Regions from separate parts of the Homo sapiens genome. Here region 1 is linked to region 2. Evidence: chromatin contacts called from ENCODE Hi-C data. All regions are on one chromosome and are shown on one strand. The core of a region is the stretch at or near the end of the contact, and the rest is flanking DNA. Distances in the headings are between cores, read along the strand shown. Region 1 overlaps LINC01091 (long intergenic non-protein coding RNA 1091). Region 2 overlaps LINC01091 (long intergenic non-protein coding RNA 1091).

The links. Hi-C counts contacts between places; a loop is a spot of excess contacts on that map. Pooled maps may share reads with other maps.
Region 1: a map of cardiac septum shows a loop between it and region 2 (1.8-fold over the local background). The contact joins two enhancer-like sites. A Hi-C loop is called at or near these places in 3 of 168 maps with a recorded cell type or tissue (Right ventricle myocardium inferior, cardiac septum and endothelial cell of umbilical vein) and 5 of 50 pooled maps.

Annotation. Positions count from the first base shown.
Region 1 is chr4:123,891,047-123,897,820 of GRCh38, reverse strand. All of the region lies in intron 4 of LINC01091 (long intergenic non-protein coding RNA 1091), which reads right to left. Among named protein-coding and RNA genes, the nearest start is that of LINC01091, 240 kb to the right of the region's middle. Within about 2 kb of position 4,305, at least 6 of the 41 ENCODE cell types and tissues checked have a DNase peak (open chromatin) inside an H3K27ac peak, as active enhancers do.
Region 2 is chr4:123,783,306-123,789,760 of GRCh38, reverse strand. The region is part of intron 3 of LINC01091 (long intergenic non-protein coding RNA 1091); the gene reads right to left. Among named protein-coding and RNA genes, the nearest start is that of LINC01091, 140 kb to the right of the region's middle. RefSeq lists a cis regulatory region at 4,988 and an enhancer at 4,904-5,073. Within about 2 kb of position 4,045, at least 10 of the 41 ENCODE cell types and tissues checked have a DNase peak (open chromatin) inside an H3K27ac peak, as active enhancers do.

The sequences.
Region 1 (6,774 bases), core at 3,056-5,555, 110 kb before region 2:
TAGACTGGTATTTTAAACTTTTTAGATGGTGTCTCTTTTTTTCTTTAAATTTTACCTGTATCTTTCCACAAGGAATTTCACAGGCATGAAATGATGTCCTCTGACAGTGATGACTTCTCCCTACTTCCAGAAAAATCTCTTCATTCTTGGCCTCCATAGCCCTAATTTCTCTTGGTTTTCCTCTTACCTCTCTGAGCAATTCTTCTAAGTCTGCTTTGCTGACCTTCTCTTGTAATAGGCTCTGAAGTGCCAATGTTCCCCAGCGTCTTAATCATGGCATATTCTTGCATTGCACACTTCTATGGTTCAAGTACTACTCATATATTAGAGGTTCCCAATTCTATAATATTATCAGTCTTGGAACTCTCTTCGAAGATTCATGCCTTAGTGCTTGTATTATTCTGAACTTTTTTTCACCTGAACAACCCCGAAGAAACAAACCTGTACAAACTTCTTTTATTTCCTAAATCTCTTTTGTCCCTCATCCCACCTTTATCCAACCACAAATTCTATATACTCTACATGCTAAATATCCTTCGTGTCCATCTTTTATTTGTAATCTCCATTCCCACTGTCCCTTATTCAGCAGTCATCTGTATGATTGCAAAAATCCAAAGAGAAACAAACAAGCAAACAAGAACTTTCTAAATGATCTTCCTGCTTTTAATTTCATCACATTTCCATTGTACTACTGCTTATGTGATTTTTCTAATATATGTAACATAGCCACTTTCCTATTCTACATCTTAAAGTGGCTTTTCTTTCCTTAAGTCAATACCCACATCCTTAGCAGGTTATAGGAAGCCATTCATGTTCTAAGCACCTTCATTTGTGGGCTCTTCTGCCACCCTCCACACACTCACTCACTTCAGCAACCTTGAACACTGATGTTTACTATGTGTGCTGCCAACTTTCTTTCCTCTGTGCCTTTGGACATGCTGATCTCACTGACTCCAAAATTCTTCCCCTCTTTTTCTGCCAGGAAAATTTCTCTTTTAAGACTCACCCAAAAAATTTCTCCATAGCTAGGTCAGCCTCTTTTCCTAAGCCATATTAGATGCTCTCTTAGCTTCCTTTAGCATTTTGTACATGCTTCCATTACAGCAATTTATACCACAGCTTGTATGCATTTCTTTGTATATACTTTGTATAGCCTTTTTTTGTATATCCTTCCTGAGGAAAGGAATCATATCTTATTCATTTTTATGACAAACACCAGGCACAGTGCCTAGTGCTCAAAAGATGTTTTTTATATTAATATTAAGCAGAGAAAGGATATGCATATGAAAGATATATGGTCCCTGATTTCAAAGAAATAACATTACAATCTAAAGATTTATAGTGGAAAAAATATAAAATAGATTTGCTTATATTCCACCAGAGAGTACAATTAGAAAAATTTACAAAGAAAAAAATTACTCAATAAAATAATGTACTCTCTAATCTTTGGAGTTATCTAACTAGCAAGCAGGAGGCATCAAGAGTTAGTGAGCTTCTGATTACTAGATTCAGGCTGAAATAAGATGGCTTAGTGTCTTCAACCAGAATGTGGTCTCTATTCAACACTTGTACTGGATGAGGGTTTAGACCTCTACAAGTCCTACGTGCCTGACGTCATTCTCTGAAAAGGCTGACGATTAAGTGATTCTCAAATAATTTTTTTAGTAAATAAGATTGTTTGGTATCTCTGCCTCAACTGTGTAATTTAAAATATTAAATTTGAATTAATTACAGTGTATTCATAGTAAGAGTTCACTAAAATTTTGTAATTCCACAATATTCTGGGAATGTACAACTAGAGACATTATTTTGGATTTATTTGGTAGTAGTAGGGAACAATAATTAATGCCTCCTTTCCCCTACCTGAGATTGGATGCTTAGTAAAGATGAACATAGGAGTCAGATAAATTAAGGTCAAGTATTACCTTTGTTATCAATAAAAATGAACAGCTTTAGGTTACTGATTAAGCCACATTCTTCTGCAGGCCTAATAATATACCCTACATTGAAAATACCGATTGCCTTAGTTGTTTTTGTGCTGCTAGAGCAGAATACCATGCACTGGGTAATTTATAAAGAACAGAACTGTATTTTCTTTTCTTTTCTTTTCTTTTTTTTTTTTTTTTTTTTTTTTGAGACAGGGTCTTGCTCTGTCGCCCAGGCTGGAGTGCAATGGCCTCTTCTTGGCTCACTGCAACCTCTGCTTCTTGGGTTCAAGCAATTCTCCTGTTTTAGCCTCCCAAGTAGCTGGGATACAGGCACCCGCCACCACACCCGGCTAATCTTTTGTATTTTTAGTAGAGACAGGGTTTCACCATGTTGGCCAGGATGGTCTTGAACTCCTGACCTCATGATCTGCCCACCTCGGCCTCCCATAGTGCTGGTATTACAGGTGTCAGCCACCACACCAGGCCACTAAAACTGTATTTTCACAGTTCTAGGGGCTGCAAAGTCCAAGATCTAGATGCCAGTATCTGATTAGGGTTTCCTTGCTGCATCCTAACACAGCAGAAGAAGGAAGAGCAAGGGAGAGACAAACTCTATGTCTTCACATGGCAGAAAAGCTGAAGAGATATAACTCAGTCCCTCAAGACCTTTCTATAGCAGCATTAGTCCCTTCCACCTATAAACCTCCCATCAGACCCTACCCTATTGCATTGGCAATTAAGTTTCCAACACAATAATTTGAGAGGACACATTCAATCCATAGCACTCACTCATCTAAAGATGCTGGTTTCCTCTGTTGCGACTGCCAGAAGGTAAACAGCAGAGCCAAAGAAACTTGGGGAGGATCCAGAAAACCTTGAGCCAACCGTACCTTTTTTCTTCCCCCATTTTCAATGGTCAGTGGAAGGAGAGTGAGTGAGTGGGTGGAAAGAAGTTAGAAATGCTCCTCTGATTAATTCTTCCGGAGAGTTAAGAAGACTTTTCCTTTTCTCTATGGATGCATGAAGAATAAGGAAGTGTTCTAACATACTTTTAAGAGCAATGTCAAATTAGCCGGGCGCAGTGGCAGGCGCCTGTAGTCCCAGCTACTCCGGAGGCTGAGGCAGGGGAATGGCGTGCACCCAGGAGGCAGAGCTTGCAGTAAGCCGAGATTGCGCCACTGCACTCCAGCCTGGGCGACAGAGCAAGGCTCCGTCTCAAAAAAAAAAAAAAAAAAAAAGAGCAATATCATCTTTCAGTAGCTTCCGAGTCTACAATTGGCCTTACATATTAAAAACACAATCTTCTTTGATATTTTGAAAGATCAAAAATTTAGCAGCTATTCTAAAAACTAACCTGTTTCTTTAGAATAACCTGTTTCACTATTTACTTATGCACTCATGCATTCAAAAAAACATTTATTAAATGCCTATCATGTTCCTGGTTCTTTTATGCTAGTGATCAAAGGAAAAATAAGCCACCATCAATGTCCTTAAAGAGCTCTAGCTGGAGAAATGGCCAATTAACTAATAAAAATAATAATAGTAATAAAACGTGATACACAGTATAATGGAGGAAGGAATATTATACCATGAACCCAAAGGGGAAGGAGCAATTAATTACTAGAAGAAAGAAAAAGAAACATTGTAATAAAAATAACAAAAACATATTGTCCTGATGTAGGCTTTGAAAAATGAATAGGAGTTCACTAGGAGAAAATGAGTAGGAACGAAGCTATCCCTTAAAAAAGAAGGACCATGGGCAAAGGCACAAAGGTCTGAATATGCAGCATTTCAGAAATCATTAAACTAAAAGGAAAGCACATTTGATATATGTAAAATATTTTCACATTTAACTTAAAGTTTATTAAAGCAGGGAAACTTTTGCGTAGTTTAATAAAATTACAAAGATCTAGAGGTGAGGCATTTTGAACTAGTTAATAACCAAATGATTTAGGGAATTATTCATTAACCATTAACAAATACCTCCTGCATCCCTCATCTTTGGTTGAGTTCCAACAGTAATATCTCAGAGGTCTTGGCACTTGAAATCTGAACTTAAGCATTTATGTCTACAATATAAGGACCAAAAATATTTTGCTTCTGGGTCATTAAAATTTTTAGAATAATAAGCCCTTCCTTAGCAGCCTTTCTATTTGGTAGAACGCCATGCAGCAATGTGTTCCATATCTGAATTCATAGGGGAAATAAAGTGGTGCTCTTGTTAAGGAAATCCATTTCCTCCAAAAGGACAAGGTATGACAAAGACTGTTTTTCCAACTTAATGTAAATTTCATAACATCAGCAGCGTGCCGTGCAAACTGCCAAATGGAAAGGCTCCCACACGCCCCATCCACATAATACATGGACTCAGGAGGGGCAGAAATTACATTTACTTTAGGAACGATACATCCTCCACACAGCCTCTAAAATCTGCACTGGTGAACCCACTCCTATCTGTTGAAGTCTTTGTCTTTATTAAATGCTTTCTTTCAGGATGGCTAAAATGATGAGAGGTCTTTTGCTTGCTTTTCTTCCTCTTTTGCTGTCTCTTTCCCTTTACAGATACAGCCCCAGTGATTGAAAAACCCGACCTGCAAATCTGACCGTTCAACTTATCTAGGACAATCTCTAAGTACAAGGTCGACATTATCTCAGCCTGCATCCTGTGTAATTATAGTATTTGGCTGGCATTGCTGAATAGGGGCTGAAATCCATCAGGTTTTAGTTAATCTTCCTTGAGTAATCACAGCTGGTTGGCCGGAAGAAAATGATTATGAAATAAAGTTGTTGTGTCTCAATAATAAAGATTACTGATATGCAGGGCAAGCTCTATCTAAGGTTAACCTTTCTCTACATATGAAGGCTCCATATAACTGAGGAACAAGAAATTGTTTCTGAAAAGTCTGCTTTGCTTCAGATTTTAACTTCTCTTTTCTTTTAACTTTTACTAAATCCCCCACCAGTCCTGAATTTTCGTTACACTGCACTGAAACACATATACTAACCCTTTGGAAGTTTTTCAAACAGATCCAACTAGCAGTTTAATGGACATGAGATCAGCTTCCTTCAAGTCTTTGAGTAGAATCTCATGTTGTTTTATTAAGAATCTTTTTATTGTGCTAATCTTGAGGCTATGAGTTATTCACACGACAGACAGGATGACGATGAATCTGCATGGTGATATTAGAGAGTATGTCAAGTGATGTTGTAGTGGCGCAAGCTGTATATTCAGAACAAAAAACAGACTTACACAGTTGGAGAAAACTCTCCATCACTGTCTATGCAATATGAACAATGCAGCATACATCCAATCCAATAATTTTTACCCCTTCTTATGATAAGAGATGATCACAAAAGATTTATCTAGCAACTGTAAAAAGGCACAGATGGTGGTATGGTGGTTAACAGCACAGATTCTGCAGTCATAGCTAGCTTTGCCTCTCACCAGCTATGTGACTTTGGGTGAATTACTTAACCTCTCTATTGACTTAGTTTCCTCAACCTTAAAATAGAAATTATAATAATAGTAGCTGTCTCATGTGCACATCATGAAGATTAAATGAGTTAACATATCCAGGATGCTCAGAACAGTTATTGGCATTTAAAAAGCATAGTAAGTGTTCACTCTTGATAACATTAAAACATATAAAGAAACAGGATTGGCTGGATCCTAACGTTGTTGGATAGGCAGTAAGTACAACTTGCAAGATCTTTAGCTCTAAATTCTTGTTTGATACTTGACTTCAGGCTATTAACATTTAACCAGAGACTCATAAACAAAATGACCTATGGTTAAACTCATCACGTTAATGTGTCTACTCATGAGAAATAAGAACGCACATAAAAATAGTACACCATAGATTTTGTCTGGAAGGGTAAGATGAGAGCAAGAGGACAAGGGAAGATGATTTGCTTGAGGCTGATGGTTCTGGGCACAGTGGCTCCCAGACTCCTCCTTATTCCACTGCTTTCATTGCCCTTACAGCACATGACTGGGATGACCAAGGAAGTTCCTCCTACAAAGAAATACATTTCAGTGTCTGAGTTTCCAAGCACATATTGGCATCCATTCCTTGGCTATTGAACTGACTCTTCTTTCTTCCTAATTACATCCCTAATGTAAATACATCCAGCAATAATCCTTAATTACATCCTCTTAATTACACACCGACTGCAAATGCATGCCAACTCTCCTTTGTCATCATTTAAGTCAATTGGTTAATACTAAACCAAACAAATACATAGACACACAAGAAAGCCATAAGTGGGAGGTTTTGAATAGAAAGATAAGCTGAGAAATATGTATTTTTCATTTTTATTTTTTAAAGCCAAAGCAAGTTTATTAGGAAAGTAAAGGAATAAAAAAATGGCTACTCCATAGGCAGAGCAGCCCCAAGGGCTGCTGGTTGCCCATTTTTATGGCTATTTCTTGATTATATGCTAAACAGGGGTGGATTATTTGTGCCTCCCATTTTTGAACCATATAGGTAACTTCCTGACATTGCCATGGCATTTGCAAATTGTCATGGTACTGGTGGGAGTGTAGTAGTAAGGGCAACCAGAGGACACTCTCATTGCCATCTTGGTTTGGGTAGGTTTTAGCTGGCCTCTTTACTGCAACTTGTTTTATCAGCAAGGTCTTTATGACCTGTATCTTGTGCGGACCTCCTATTTCATCCTGTGACTTAGGATGCCTTAGCCTCCTGAAAATGCAGCCCAGCAGGTCTCAGCCTTATTTTCCTCAGCCTCTATTCAAAATGGAGTTGCTCTGGTTCTAATGCCTCTGACATTTCCCCCCTCCCTTTTATAAGAGAACCCTTAATCCTAGGGGTTGCAGAGGGACGAC
Region 2 (6,455 bases), core at 2,796-5,295:
CGCATGTTCTCACTCATAAGTAGGAGTTGAACTGTGAGAATACATGGACACAGGGAGGGGAACATCACACACCGGGGCTTGTCAGTGGGTGGGGGGCAAGGGGAGGGGGAGCATTAGGACAAATATCTAATGCATGCGGGGCTTAAAACCTACATGGCAGGTTGATAGGTGCAGCAAACCACCATGGCACACGTATACCTATGTAACAAACCTGCATGTTCGGCACATGCATCCCAGAACTTAAAGTAAAATAAAATAAAATAAAATAAAATGAAAAATTATAACAAAACACATTCTAGTCCAGCAAAAATAGTAGCCTGGTCAAGGCCACGTCATAATAAAATATTTTTCCATCATCCCCCATGTATTGAGCACCTTTTTTTCCTCTGGGTTTTCTCATTCAAAATGTGAATACTATATGTGGGATTTTTTTCAAAAATTTCCACATTGGCTTTTCCCCACTGGTTTTGGTGGCCTCGTTAAATTAAGAGAAAACAATTGTGGGAAACAAATAAGAATGTGTATCAACTTTCAACCTGTATATGTATCTATCAACCCATGCCTAAGTATCTATAGCTAACAATATCAAGAAAGGTGCACAGAAAAAAAATCAGACACCAGAGCCCATGAAAACTTGGTATATATAATGTTTGGTTTTCATAAAAATTTGTCTTTCTAATTCCCCTAACTCTAGCCCATAGTTACTTTTTCTATAGCTCTTATACTGGAATACATACCTTAGGTTACTATATGTGTTAAGACATTCACTGGGCAAGAATTATGTCTTTTAAATTTTTCCTACTGCATAAGTTAAGAGTTTGGTAAAGTGTACACAAAAGCAGTCAATGAGCACTCATTTTTGAAAGATGCATGAAACTCTTATAATTTTTTGAGGCATGAATTTAAAAGGAAGTTCTTTATATGAAGACAGAGGGTTAAGTGTGTGTAAAGGAGTAGAACTGCTATTGCTCAATGAACAGTATGACCAGCCCATCTAATTTAACTGTATTTATTTGTATAAAGGATACTGAAAGCAAATTCTTGGCCTGAGTTGCTTGAAGTCCTGGACCTTCAGGGCACCCATCAAGAGGGAAGAACTTGTCCTGCCCCTTATCCTTGTTGGCTTTGACCTAATCAGGGAAGGTGCTGACCCTCTCACTGGGCTTGCAGGCAAATTTCCACCTGTACTCATCATACACACTTGTCCACTACTCTGAAAATATGGAGAGAGATAGAGACAGAGAGAAAAAGAGAGCAGTAGATAGAGGGAATAGCCACTACCTCCCACACTACTTAGCAGTATAGTTTAAGAGACTTAGCTCAAGCTGTACTACCTTTGTTAATGCCATCAAGAAATGTCTATCTCAAGCTGCCTTTATCTTCATAGCTTTTTCCTTAACTACAATATCAATTTTTTGTTTTATTACGCATGCCAGTTGGGCTTGGTTTATTTAGCCTTCTCAGGAAAATGTACACTACAATACCACAGAACACACTGAACTTCCTAGTAAGTACTGTTCAATTCTGATGCTTCATTTTTCCTAATACGCTGTCTTATTCAGTTGCAAGAAAAGCAGTGGGTAGGGTAAACAATCTTTAACCACTTCTCTGAATTTTGAAAATGATTTTAAATTATTCCCTGCTAATTTGGGGGGAAAATTTTAAGTAAAGTACTAAAGAACTTCTAAAACTCACCCGGCAGTGAATTTTCAAAATAAGAGAATCACAGAGCCACTACCAACTTCACAGTAGATGTGTATAAGTTCTTCTCAGAAGGTTGACTACCTCTGGCATTGCTAAATCAGGAGGGGACAGCCCACAATTCTCCCTTTGGCAGCAAGCACCTACACACAGTCATCAGTACAAAAAAGGAAAAAATGAAAACATCCTCTGTTTTGCCAAAAGATTGTCTCAGTGTCTCCTCCATCCAGGGACCCCTACATCTTCTTGAGTCCAGGCCCCGCCTGTTTAATTCCTTAGTACTGGAGAATTCTTGCTAGCGTATAGCTTTTTCTAGGGACTTGACCTTTTCCTTTCTAACTAATGACACCCAACACCACCTTACTCTATGAATTCAGTGTCCTTCCTTTAGTCTGTCTAAAGCCAAACATACCCTCCAAGCCCTTTCTGCCAATTCATCCTCTTTGTTCTTTTTGTCTTAATCATTCCTGCTCTCCTGCTGCCCCAGAGCATCCGCATGCCATGAATTTGCACTCTATAAGAACTAGCTCTTCCCACACAAAAGACATTGCATGCTTTTCAGAATCAATCAGACACAAATTATTTAAAGAGTCCATGTAAATATACACTCCAATATTAATGGAAAAGTGGTGTCACTGCTAAGACTTCTCCAAAGACAAATTTGTAGTGAAAAGCTTTAAAAGGCGAGAATGAATGAAAAAGTTTTTACTATATTAGGCTCATCTGGCCACAAAGAGGTTGAAACTCAGCTGTGAAACAGGCCATCGGGTAGTGAACACTCCACTTTCTTTTCAAGTCCACTTCTGTGGCCACCAATGACCACATAATGCCTACAGAAGGTTAACCCATGTCACTGACTGAGATTGGCACCGAGCCCATTGTCTGCTCCACTTGCAAATACCTTCTTAAACAACCTTATATGAGCAGTTCTCTTCTCAGGCTACTCTAGCACAGCTGTGGCCAGCTGCACTCAGCCTTCAGCCCAGCCATGGATTATATACCAGATGATTCCTGTTCATTGAAAATACTGGAAACAACAAGGAATACATCACACTGCCGAGAAATTGGATCCACCCAGAGAGACCAAAGGAAAGCTATGACATTTGAGGAACAGGCAAACATTTCTCCTGCAAGCATTTACTGAAGCAGGTATATTAGGAGGAAACTAATCCATCAGATTCCCAGACACACATTTATTTTCTGGTTCCTTTGTTTTTAATTTTGTTTCTTTCTGGTTGAGTTCGGGAGGTGGGGGGAGTTTAGCAGAAGGAAAAACTCCTCATACTTTATCCAGTATGTTTTCTTTTCTTCTCTGTCCAAGACTATAAAAACAAGTTTGGATACTCCACCGGAATGCTGTCACAGTTCTGAATTTGGAAACTGATATTACCATGTCCGTAAAGGACAAAGAATGGAGGCTCCAAATGTTGTAATGAGTAACGCTTTTTAAAACTCAGAAAACTGACCAACATCTGAGAACTAACTTGATCCAGCCAAATATTTCTGGGTATAAGAAGAGGCAATGATAATTAGAATTGCTGCTTGTAGATAGGTAGTTTAAACTACACACAGTAGCTGGATGTCTTCAAGGTAAAAGCAACTGAAGAGCATTAGTGTTCAAGTATCATTAACCTCTCCAAAACGTTTCTTGGCAAACGGTTCTGAAGGCCTTCACTGAGTTTCTGTCATTCTTCCCCTCCTTCTGTTCTATGTCTTCCCACACTCAGTGAGTGGAACATTTGGATCATTTTTAAATTGTGTGAGGGAAGAGACCAAGAAAAAAAATAATTGAAGAACAGGGCAACTCTCTAGTAGTAATAAATATTTAACTTGAAAAATGCCTAAGAATAAATATCATCTATATAGGCACATACAAGACTGTGGCACTCCTCTTTTGTTCACATGTAGGATCTTAGAAAAAATAACCCCAATATTTTACTATGAAAGATTATAGGTACCTATGTTTTGATTCACTTTTTTCCAACGTACCTGACTTTAAAGTTTTCCTTTTCAAAGAGCCAAGTGAACTCCTGCATCTTGTCTCCCTTCTTGCTAATTATTTAAAGAGATGACTCCAACGCCATGTTTGAAAATGTAAGAACCTTTTATTACTAAGGGTCAATATTCAGAGCATGGCAACACAGTTTATTTCATGATACTTCTTAAAATTCTTTTCCCACTGACAAATTTGGCCCTTTCACAGAGGCAGGATCATTGAGTTTCTGGAAGGAAAACGCCTTGGGTTTGCCAAGAGTTTCCCCTACTGGGCTGATGACACCTCCTAAAACTACGGAGAGGAAAATGCTCTGCAGGTCAGGCAGCAGGAGTTGAGGTCCCAACTGTGTCTCAATTTGAAAGACTGAGTCAGGCACGCAGCTGCCAGGTGCCTGAGGAATCTGAATTGTTTTGCAACATTAAAGTCATTGTGAATGAGGGGAACTGGTCATGCTGAAATGATGCTACTGTTTCTGTGGAATTTTAGTGATGCCCAGAGCAAGTTGAAAATCCATTTGCCATTCCTTTTTTTCCTAATTCCATTCTTCACCTGCAATGTGTCTCAGGGCATTAGAAAGTGTTTTTGCTACTCAGAAACAAATTGGAAAGAATAGGTTTCATTGAAAACATGCTCAGACTGGATTTAAAATTATAGACTTGTAAGACTTGGGACAGAGAGAAAAGTGAAAGTTATCCGTGGCAGAAACTGTAATAGTTGTCACTAATTATTTTTTCATTTTCTATAGTAATAGAATCCCTGAACTTTAGTTGGGTATTTGAAATACTCTTATTTCCTAGCCATTTTGCACCTAGTTGTGACTATTTGTCTAAATTCTGGATGCACATTGAAGTAATACATGCAACCTATGCCAAATAACCTTAAAGGGAGAGAGTAGGCTCATCATCTTTCTTCTTCCTGCCACCTGGAAAGTGATGTGATGGCTAGAGCTGAAGCAGCCTTCTTGGACCTTGACGTTATCTTAAAAATAGAGGCCTTATGTAGTAAAACTCCAAGCAATGAGGCACCTAGATCCTTGAGGCTTTGCTCCACAAAGCCTTGATCACTTACATTGTATTTCTTTCCTCCAGGCATAAAATAAGAGAGAAATAAGTGATCTCATTTTAAATTTTAGTGTTACTTGCAACCAGCTCTTCTCCTAATATATCATCCAACACATTTTTTACATTGCCTTTGCTTGAAATGTTTCCAGATGTGGTTTGTTTTTGTTTTTGTTTTTCCAACTATCTCCAAAACTTTTAACTTAAAAAAAATCTACAGCTGCTACTGATATTAAAGCTTCCTGCATGTTTATTTCCAGGCAGAAGAAAACTAGGATGTTTTTTCCTCTCCCTTGTTTTGCCATTTACTCTCCTACCACATCCTATTTCACTTCTCTCACCCAGTGCATAGCCCCCTGGAGGTTTCAGCCACCTACAGAATGAATTTTTCAGCAAACAGTTACAACATGTACAAAAATGAAGGTTTATAAAGCTTGAGAGATCTTCGGAAACACTTTTTTAAGAACGGTCATTTTAGTATAGCAAAACCTCTGATCAATTAAGAGACAGGCACTAATAATACCTTCTATAATCAAACTCCCAGCCTCCAAACTTACCAGGAACTTTGTAAGGAAAAAAAAATCAACCTAAATGCCTGTACCAAAACTACCCCAAAAATGTTCACTAGTGTGAGAAGATACTACTGTGAAAAGTTATTGATGATCAAATAGTTTATTTATGTGCATCACACACACATACACATACACACACACACACACACACAAGAACACAAGTTTTAAAAGATCAGGAATAGTGTCTGGCACATGTATTTATTTAACAACTATTTGTAGAATGAATCAATGCAAAGCTTCCTGGGCTGCTATTTTTATTCATCTGCTTATGTTTCTTATCCTCCTTTTAAATCAGGATTAAGACAAGAGAGGAGAATGAGAAAGACTCAGAGGACAGGCATCAGGATAATTAAAGTAGAGAGGGCCACCTAATAAAGTACAGGATCTTCCATATTCTCCATTCAAAGGAACTCTATCAGACATGAAAATAGGCTGTCTCCCTCAGAATCACACACCCAGTTAGCAGCATTTGATTATTCTAAAAGAACTCTGCTTTGGTATTGTCATGCACTTGCTCTAAACCCTCCATACTTGGCAATAAGCCCACCACAGTACCATTATTTAATGGCAGAATAGTTGAAAAGAGTTTGGGTTTTGAAGTCAGGAAAAACTGGGTTCAAAGTTCCTTTAAGACTAGTTGAATAAGTGACTTTACCCCTCTTTTTTTTTCCTGTTAAACAGGGATGTTAACGTTAAGCACCTCACTGAATTATTGAAGGAATTAAATAAAACACTAGTATACTGTCTGGCTAGTATGCAAGTGTACAAATGGTGATGGTTATGGTAATGGTTACAAGTTCTCATGGTAGGTGGTCACAGGGCCCATCTGGGACCTCATTGGCTGAGGTCCTTGCATAGATAAATAAGCATGCATCAGGCCAACTCTCCAGGCCTGTGTTTCTCATCTGACAGCTAAGAGCTTAGACCAGGTCATTTCCAGGAACTTTCTGTTCAACTTTAAAGTTCGATTGGTGTGTTATGGATTCTTAAAATAATTGAGAAAAAAAAACATTAAACACACATTTATTTTTTTATTAATCAGAATTTAGGTGAAATAACACATTTGTGTTGGGTATTTCTCACTTGTGACTCACTTGTTGGATAGCTTTTTCCAGTCTAAGTATGTTA